2 separate regions of the Homo sapiens genome follow, and region 2 is linked to region 1. Evidence: chromatin contacts called from ENCODE Hi-C or POLR2A ChIA-PET data. All regions are on one chromosome and are shown on one strand. Each heading gives the region's core, a stretch centred on a gene start or an enhancer-like site at or near the end of the contact. The rest is flanking DNA. Distances are from core to core; before and after follow the strand shown.

The links. A loop is a pair of places that touch in the nucleus more often than their neighbours do. ChIA-PET counts read pairs that join two places held with the same protein, here RNA polymerase II (POLR2A). Pooled maps may share reads with other maps.
Region 2: a loop to region 1 is called in a pooled map, with 2.5 times the contacts of the local background. The contact joins two enhancer-like sites. A Hi-C loop is called at or near these places in 1 of 168 maps with a recorded cell type or tissue (endothelial cell of hepatic sinusoid) and 2 of 50 pooled maps. POLR2A ChIA-PET finds 5 or more read pairs at or near these places in 1 of 52 experiments (WTC11).

The regions. Positions count from the first base shown.
Region 1 is chr5:138,868,577-138,872,928 of GRCh38, reverse strand. All of the region lies in intron 7 of CTNNA1 (catenin alpha 1), which reads right to left. LRRTM2 (leucine rich repeat transmembrane neuronal 2) reads left to right here. Exons shown (of 2, transcript NM_015564.3): 2 at 1-4,008. Among named protein-coding and RNA genes, the nearest start is that of LRRTM2, 4.6 kb to the left of the region's middle. Within about 2 kb of position 1,293, at least 4 of the 41 ENCODE cell types and tissues checked have a DNase peak (open chromatin) inside an H3K27ac peak, as active enhancers do.
Region 2 is chr5:138,979,841-138,984,466 of GRCh38, reverse strand. The region is part of intron 7 of SIL1 (SIL1 nucleotide exchange factor); the gene reads left to right. Among named protein-coding and RNA genes, the nearest start is that of LRRTM2, 110 kb to the right of the region's middle. Within about 2 kb of position 2,706, at least 3 of the 41 ENCODE cell types and tissues checked have a DNase peak (open chromatin) inside an H3K27ac peak, as active enhancers do.

The DNA of each region.
Region 1 (4,352 bases), core at 44-2,543:
AATGGTGACATTAAGCCTAATTTTCCAAACTAAGTGGAGACTTAGTTTTTGAAGTGTTGAAGTATTTTTAATTTTTTAAATGAAACCATATTTTAAGTGTTAAATGAATCAATGCTCACATTAATTTGCACTCCTGTTGGAAAGTCTAAAATGCTTACTTCAAAATAAGAAATGTATGTAATTATATACAATCGTGTGTAAACCTTTACACTAAGGTCTCCATATACTATTTTTTTCTACTGAAAACAATTTAGAAAGAAGCTATTGGGCAGAAACAGATATAGATCAATACCTGTTTGATCACTGCTCTCCATCCCATGTACCACAACTATCTTGCTGCTTAAAAGGAGACTTAGTAAAGTTCTCTTGTATGATAATTTGGTATTTACTCAAATCTTCAATTTCTTGCCAGGGTGGGAAGTAGAATTTCATGTATGCTGAAGACTGGTAAATATTAAACATTCTCCTTCCAGAGTTTCTGCCTGGGTTAGTAGATATTATCAAAGTCCATATCATGAATTCAGAACCCTTTAATGTAATTCTAATAAGCTGAGTGACTCTTTAATATATTTACACAATGAATCCAAGTGACTGTGAAAAGGTCTCATTACAATGAAACCAATCCTAAATAATTACACCAACTTCTTATACATTTCTCGTTTGACTTATAATGGACATGATTTTTGTGGCATTTAGACAACTGTTTTAAACTAGCATTAAACTGTCATTGTACTAATTAATGTACTAAATCCTATGTTTACATTAATATGTGAAAAAAGATTTAGAAGATATTTTGGAGATAAACAAGACAAACTGAGTCAATTTAACAATCCTGACATGCTCCCTCCAATTTAAAAGCGCACACACACACACACACACACACACACACACACACACACACTCTCGCGCTCTCTCTCTCAACTATCATGATCAAAGATGCCTTGACAAAGGGGTTTAAACCTCTTTCTTCTGCTTTTTCCTGATCTTCAAACCTCAAAGAGCCAAGTTAAAAATAATTGGCTAGCAACAGGCTTAACACTGATTCTTATTGTATTACAAAGGAACCATGAAAAAAAACACTTTCCAACTATTATATAATACATTTCGATCTTTCAATAAAGATACGCATTCACGCTGTAAGTGTAGTTCAGTGTAGGTGAAGAAAACAGCACCACTGAGATGAATCTCATGGCAGAACAACTCGACATGCCTATGCAGCCACACAGTGGTAACTTGAAGGCAGCACAGAGGTGAGGGATTAAAAGGAAAGGCAGATTTTGAAATCTGACTCTCAGGTTAGCTGGAGTTACAAGGCAGCCAACAATGATTATACACAATCTGCACCAAACAGGGAAAGGACCTGCTGCTGAAAAGGGAAGAGGGGTAGATCCTCCAATGTAAATATAAACATGCCATAGTTAACAAATGATAAGGATGCCACATTTTTCATGCAGAAAAGAACCACAGGTATTCAGTTTCTTGTATTATGATTTCTAAAGAAAACCTATTAAATATTTGGAATTTAGATGCAAGCTACTCATTCACACAGAACTTTTCCATAAACATTGTTCCACATATTGAAAAAACTGTAAAATTATAGCACTAACTTGATTTTAGAAAATGAGCATTTTTTACAACTGCCATTTACTGTATGTAGAAAAAAGACATAAAACCTTAGAGAAAGCCACTACCATTTTTCAAGTTATCTTTTCCCCAACATCAACATCAACATGATATCCTTCATTCAGGGCATATTTTTTCTTCCCAGGATCAAACTGAAAACATGTTAAGGCTATAGTTTAGCCAGTAAGATTTAATCACAATTTTTCTTCTTTAATACTAAGAGATGGGTACCTTAGTACCCTTCACCTAACATCTCTCGGTAAAAAGCAGACAAGATCACAAATTACAGTAAAAATGTGCTCTTTTTTAAGGTGGGCAGATTAGTTTGTCAAAGTCTCAGCCCAGTTCAATTCAGTTGATCTCGAGTGGTGAGTATTTTGTCTCTTGTTAAACCAGACCCTGGGCTTGTCTGGGCAGAGACAGAAGCTGATTTAACAGCATAGAGCACAGCGCCCTACTTCCCCACAGACAGGCTGAATTAGAAGCCCCTATTACAAATAAGAGCACCACGAGCTAAAATTTACCAACCCATTTATCAGGATGACCATTGCCATTTGTCAGGTGACAGACAGCTTGGTCACAACACAACTGTGTCCTGAGCACACAAGATTCCATCAGCCCTGAAGGACAGCAGAGGAGTATTTTCCATCATTTCAAACCACAAACAAAATTAAGATTTAAACTGTGGGATGGGTAAGAAATCCCCTTCTTTGGCTGGGAATCTCCACCTTAATCCTTAAAGGACCATAACTGGCAAAATCCTTAGTGTACGGACAAAAGCAAATTGGAAAAGCCAGCCATTTACTAATTCAGAGGAACAGCATAGCCAAGGCTAGCGAGGCATACTTTCCAGTTGAAAAAAATCAAAATTTTTTGCCTTCCATTTTTCTGGGTAATGTCCTTTAAGAAAAGTGAATGACAGTAGTACCAAAAAGGTATTTTCCTTTCTCATTTAAAAGCAAAAACCTCCCTTTTTAATTGCCTGTAGAAGGCAAGATTTTCTTTCATTTTTGTCCATTTGTGTTTCAGAATCAGCACAGGTTTGAAGATTAGACTGTTAGTCATCTGTGCTTTCTTTACCAACTGGCTAGAACGGAACAGCATCACAGCAACGCTGCGGATCTTGGTTACACAGTGTCAGAGCTTTTGTTTTTTGATGGGGTTTTATCCTCTTCACCACCACTACCCACTCCATTTTTTTTCTATTTTTAAGATTAGAGGAAAATGACCATTAAGAACCAGAAAAATAATTAATCTCTCTGGAAAAAGGAAAGCTAAAGAAGACTATGATACCATACCCATCTAGAAACCAAGAACTAGTTTGAAATCGTTTATATTCATTTCTGTAGCATGACAGGGATTTCAATCACCTTTCTGAAAAGAGTGGGCTGATAAACTTGTAAATCCACACACAACTCTGAGAATACCCACTGCCAGCATCAAAAAGCAAAGATACTAATTTTTTAAGCCAAAAATCTGTACTAACACATGTAATTTCTTAATGTGCCTAAGTTAATTTCTGTATCAATTCAATAAATGGAATTGACTGAACTTCCCAACGCCACTAATTATTAAAATCCATCTGCTTATTCTAATGCTAGTCACCAAGAGCTAGACTCCATCTTTCCAATAAAAATGAGCCCTATGTAGCACTAGGTTTGAATTCTAAAATTCAAAACAGGCATTTCATTTTCTTAAGGCACACTTCCTACACACAGCTATCAGGGGAAAAAGCTATAAATGTCCTGTTCTTTTTCTGAAGTGTGGATATCAATATAAAATTTGTTAAAGAATATTTTTAACAGCTGACTTACATGATCGTTTTCCTAATACAGGAATACAGCGACAGACCTATCTGAAAAGTCTGTTTGGGGGCATACTTTTCATATCTTATTGACTAAAGCCCTTGAGCCAGGAAAAAAAAAAAAAAAGAGAGAGAGACAGTAAGGCCATCTATAGATAATTAAATATTTCTCTATCTAACCTGGGGCAAACTCATAGTACTTGAATAAGGCCAAAAACAAATAGAAAATTACTGTTTAAGCTTTCATTCTGCTATTGCAAACATTTGGAAACCTCTGCAACTCTTTCAACTAACATTTTTGTCCTTAGCGGTTTTTTTTTTTTTTTTTAAGTCTGATATATGGAATGTTTGGTGAACCTTCCTATCAACACTGAGACTGGAAACTCAAAGTACAGTCCAAATACATTGTGTTCAATCACCTTCAAGAGCCATTTTTCTTTTTGGGTGGGAGGTGGGCAGATGGGTTGAGGGTGGGAAGAAAATACTATTATGCAGGGTGTTTTGGGAGGGGGGAGGGTAACATAAAGAGCAGTGTACAGGCAAGTTTTGTTATTAAAATTGTGTATACTGTAAAAAGTGAATGCCTTCTTTTTACTTTTCCTTGATAACCTATCAATTTTGACATGTGAAACTTGAAAAGCCATTTGTGACAGACATAGAAATCTTAAATGAACAGTTGTTTTATTCCATGTTCCTCTACAATGTCAAATGTGTCCACTGAAAAAAGGGGCAGCTAATCATTACCTGTCTTCAGAGAGAGGTAAAACTAGGATAAGAAGAAAGTAAAGGTAAAGTGGTGAGAAGGGAGAGTGCCTAAAAAGCTGTCATGCAGTAAGAAGCTGCTCTGTCAAGAGCCTGAGCAAGTGGACAAACAACTGTCCCAGGCTCACAGGGCATGGAGTTGGCTGCCCCTCTCTGAATCCTC
Region 2 (4,626 bases), core at 1,457-3,956, 110 kb before region 1:
GAATCGCTTGAACCTAGGAGGCACAGGTTGCAGTGAGCCAAGATCACCCCACTGCACTCCAGCCTGGGTGACAGAGTCTCCAGAGTGAGACTCTGTCTCAAAAAAAAAAAAACAAAAGCAAACAAAAAAAAAAACACCGTAAGAGAGGGAGGGTTGGTGGGATAGTATCAGTCCTGCCTGAGACTAAGTAATCCTTGGCATCCAGGTTCTAAGGAGTTCATTCCTCTTTTGTACTTGAGCCTGGATATTATCTCTCATCTGCCTTGAGTGCTGTTTCTCCTGAAGTCCTGCAAGCACAGCTGCTCTATTCAGTGACAAGAGGACAGACCAGACACTTGAGCCTGCTGGTTATATAAGGTGCAGGAGATCTTATTCAGTGCCTTCCTCAGCCTTTGATTTTTCAGATCTTGATTGGAACCTATCCTCTGCACCAGGATTAGCTACCTTTGCTAATCCCCCGACATAGCCCAGTGTGACAGGAAGCTTTGATTTTAGCCTTCAGGATGACACACACTACTTGTGGCCTCCTGTCCCACCTATCTGCCTGATGCCCAGAGCTGTGGGCAGGGTATGTATCATGGAGATGGCTGGATGAGCTGTTTCCAGCAGAGGAAGCTCTTGTCTAGTGGTGGTTAGGGTCCATCTCTGGGAGGAGGGATGCTCACTTGGCATGTGTCTCACAGAGACTGTGTCTGTCTGCTTGGGCATCACTGTCATTCATGTTCATAGTTTCTGCCAGACGTCACTCTTGGGAGTAGAGTTCTGTGTTGGGGAGGGGTGGAGCGTGGGAGTCCGGGCAGGGTAGAGTGGGTGGTTGGACGGGAATCTCCTTGGACACACATCTGTGTGTCGCATGGGTAAGATTGGACCTGTCCTTTCTCTGCCTCCCTTTGTGTGGCACTCCAGCCTCTGGACTACTAGGTGGGTGTGATTGATTTCTTTTTTCTTTTTTTTTTTTCGAGACAAAATCTCGCTCTGTCGCCCAGGCTGGAGTGCAGTGGCGCGATCTCGGCTCACTGCAAGCTCCTCCGCCCGGGTTCACGCCATTCTCCTGCCTCAGCCTCCCGAGTACCTGGGACTACAGGCATCTGCCACCACGCCTGGCTAATTTTTTGTACTTATAGTAGAGAAAGGCTTTCACCATGTTAGCCAGGATGGTCTCAATCTCCTGACCTCGTGATCCGCCCTCCTCGGCCTCCCAAAGTGCTGGGATGACAGGTGTGAGCCACCGCGCCCGGCCTTTTTTTTTTTTTTTTTTTTTTTTTTTTGAGACAGTGTCTCACTCTGTCACCCAGAATGGAGTGCAGTGGCATGATCTTGGCTCACTGCACCCTCTGCCTTCTGGGTTCAAGTGATTCTCGTGCCTCAGCCCCCCTGAGTTGCTGGGACTAATAGGTGCAAGCCGCCATGCCTGGCTAATTTTTGTATTTTTAGCAGAGATGGTGTTTCACCATGTTGCCCAGGCTGGCCTCGAACTCCTAACCTTAGGTGATCTGCCTGCCTCAGCCTCCCAAAGTGCTGGGATTACAGGCATGAGCCACCACGCCCAACTGGTAGGTGTGATTCTTGATGGCACACAGGAAGAGGAAGACTAAGCCAAGGAGTGGTCATGTCTAAGGGCTTCCCGCCAAGAGGATGCTTTTTGGAATAGTGCTTGATGCCACCCTCCACCCATGGGTGTTTTGTTAAAAGGTTAACTTTGCTAAACATCTGAAAAGAACTATGCTAGGGAAGTTCTGTCCTAGGGAGATGCCATCCAGGGATGCAGAGGGCCGCAGAGACCAGGAGCACCGGCATCCCACTGACTTGTACAGTGACCTTGGCCAAACCCCTTGGCCTCTCCTGCCCTTTACTTGAAGTGGGGAATATTCTCCTGCTCCTGCTGGAGCCATGGAGAGATAGATGAAATTGTCTCTATAAAATGCTCTGATTGTTTTGGAAGAAAAATGTTGTATCACTGCCAGTTGTTGTTGTTATTAACAGTGACACTTAAAAATCGATAGGGCATCGCTCTGAGGAGCTGCAAATACTGCCTGTGGCTGTTTGTTTTCCAATTTATTCTCACCTTTTCCTAATGGAGGGAGGGGCAGATGCTGCCCACCCTGCACACCTTGCTGGTGGTTGGGAGGATTTATCTTGAGGTGATGAGAACAAATGGGGCCGGTGAACTGGACAAATGCATTTGCCAGCTGGGTTTGTTGCCCATGGCAAACATGCTCAGGGAAGCCAGCTCATTTGACAAAAGTTTACTGAATTTCAACTCTGTTACACTCTTAGAGGATAGGAAGATGCATTTGGCATGGTTACTGTCCTCAAAATGTTTAGAGTCTAGACCAAGACATGAAGAATATTTAGAAAAAAGTACCTACAACATGTCAGGCACCGAGCTGAGAGTCACTGCATGCTCTCATTGAATCTGGCCAAGTAAGTACTGTTATGGAGTAAAGACAATTACTATTTCCATTTTATGCATGGAGAAACTGAGGCTTGGGGAGGTTAAGTACTTGCCTAGTGTCGCCCAGCTAGACTGTGTCAGAGCCAAGACATGAACCCAGGCAGCGTGACTTCAAAGCCAGACTTCTAACCACAGTGTGGTGCCAAGTGGTGATAAATGCTGAGAGAGAGAAAAAAAAAAGAGAGAGAGATTGAGAGCACGCGAGAGCAGGCGTGAGCGTGGGAGAGCAAGTGCTTTTCCTACAGGACTGACTTGGGTGAGATTTGCGCATCTGGGACAGAACAGAAACTCCAGTCCCTGCCCATCACTGGCCCACATACAATTTGGGTTCCTGTTGTTTTCTCTGTCCATGAATCATACTGAGCTTCACTCCTTGCCTTTATTTTCATGTGCCATCAGTCAGATCTAATCCCAGGGGGGAATATCCTGGTGCATGTGTATCAGGAGTGGGCAGTGGATAAGAAACTTGATTTCAGTGCCCCACTAGTCCCATGAAATGACTCTCATGAAATACTCCCATATGATCTGGACTCTGGGGAGGATAATTTGGGGACTCTCCCCTCCTTTTTTGTTACATTGGTTCTGATGCCTCCATAGTTGGATTCTCCAGTGGAGTCCTGCATTCACTTGCTCCCTCTTGCCAAGGGATCTTTTGGAGACTGTTGAGAACCTGAGTCACCTCTGAGGCATGAGTGCCATTATCAGCTTGTGGTCCGAGACCCAGAATGCTTCTCACAAGAAATCTCCTTCTTACTGGAGACAGGCACCCAGGGTAAACTTTTTTTTTTTTTTTTTTTTGGAGACAGAGTCTCACTCTGTTGCCCAGGCTAGAGGGCAGTGACGTGATCTTGGCTTGCTGCAACCTCCGCCACCTGGGTTCAAGCGATTCTCCTGCCTCAGCCTCTCAGCCTCTCAAGTAGCTGGGATTACAAGTATGCGCCACCAGAGCCAGCAAATTTTTGTATCTTTTATAGAAATGGGGTTTCTCCATGTTGGCCAGGCTAGTCTCAAACCCCTGACCTCAAGTGATCCGCCTGCCTCGGCCTCCCTAAGTGCTGGGATTACAGGCGAGAGCCACCATACCTGGCCCAGGGTGAACCTCTCATAAGAACATGAGGCTGCCATGGCAGCATTAGACCTGCCACACTGGGAGGAGAGTTTGCCTGTTGTTACCAAGCACAGGAGAGGGACTCTGCCACTGGGGAGGGGGTCAAGCACAGTATTTTTAGCAAGCAATCCTTTACTGTTTATTCAGCCACTTTAAAAATAGATACCACCCTTTCTTTCTAATTGGCACCATTTTTCATCCTCTGTCCTTGCTTTTCATACACTGAGCTGTTCATGAATATTTATTTACATTCCCAGAGGCAACTCCATATATGTGTGTGTGCATGCATGTGCCTCTAAAACTCACTGTGCCCTCCTTCCTTTCCCTCATGAAAAGTGACACAGTGGAAGTCTGGGATGGAAGGGCAAGGGCCCTTGCCTTTGAATACCTTTCTTGATGCTGCAACTGATGAGTTTCCAGACCTCTCTTTTGGACCCCTGCTTGTCTCTTAGGTTACCTCCTTCCCTGCCATGGGACTCATAGACTGGTTGTCCAAACTGTCCACCTTTTTTAGCACTTAGCCAACTTTAAGCACCCATACCACACCTCCAACCTCTTTGCCTGACTAAAATGCCTCCTCTCGGCAGTCAAGTCTAGGATCCCTGAGGTGCTTTGATGAAGCACCCTGGCATGGACATTCAGCTCTTCAGACTTCTTATTTCATTGTTCTTGGCAAAGGCTAGAAGAGGCAAGTTCATAGGCAAAATGTGGAAACAACCCTAATATCTGTCAACTTTATCTTTTGACTTCATCTCTTTTTCCTCAGTATAACCGCTTCCTGTCAGCCATGCTGACACACAGGCCCCTAGCGGTTTTTGTAAAGCAAGAGCCTAGAGCCCCCTTTGGGGGTGTTGCTGTGTGCTGAGGATTCTGGAAAGAACCTCACCCCTGTGACTAGGCCCTTTTGCCTGAGTTGTCCCCATTCCTGAGCCATTGTTCTGTCTTTTGCTCACCCGGGTGGCTGAAAAGACAGGATGACTACCTGAGCATTTCAGTCAGGGAGTTTGTTATTGATGATGCCGTTCACTTCTCAGGAGTGTTGCATCTAACACTGCCCCCATGC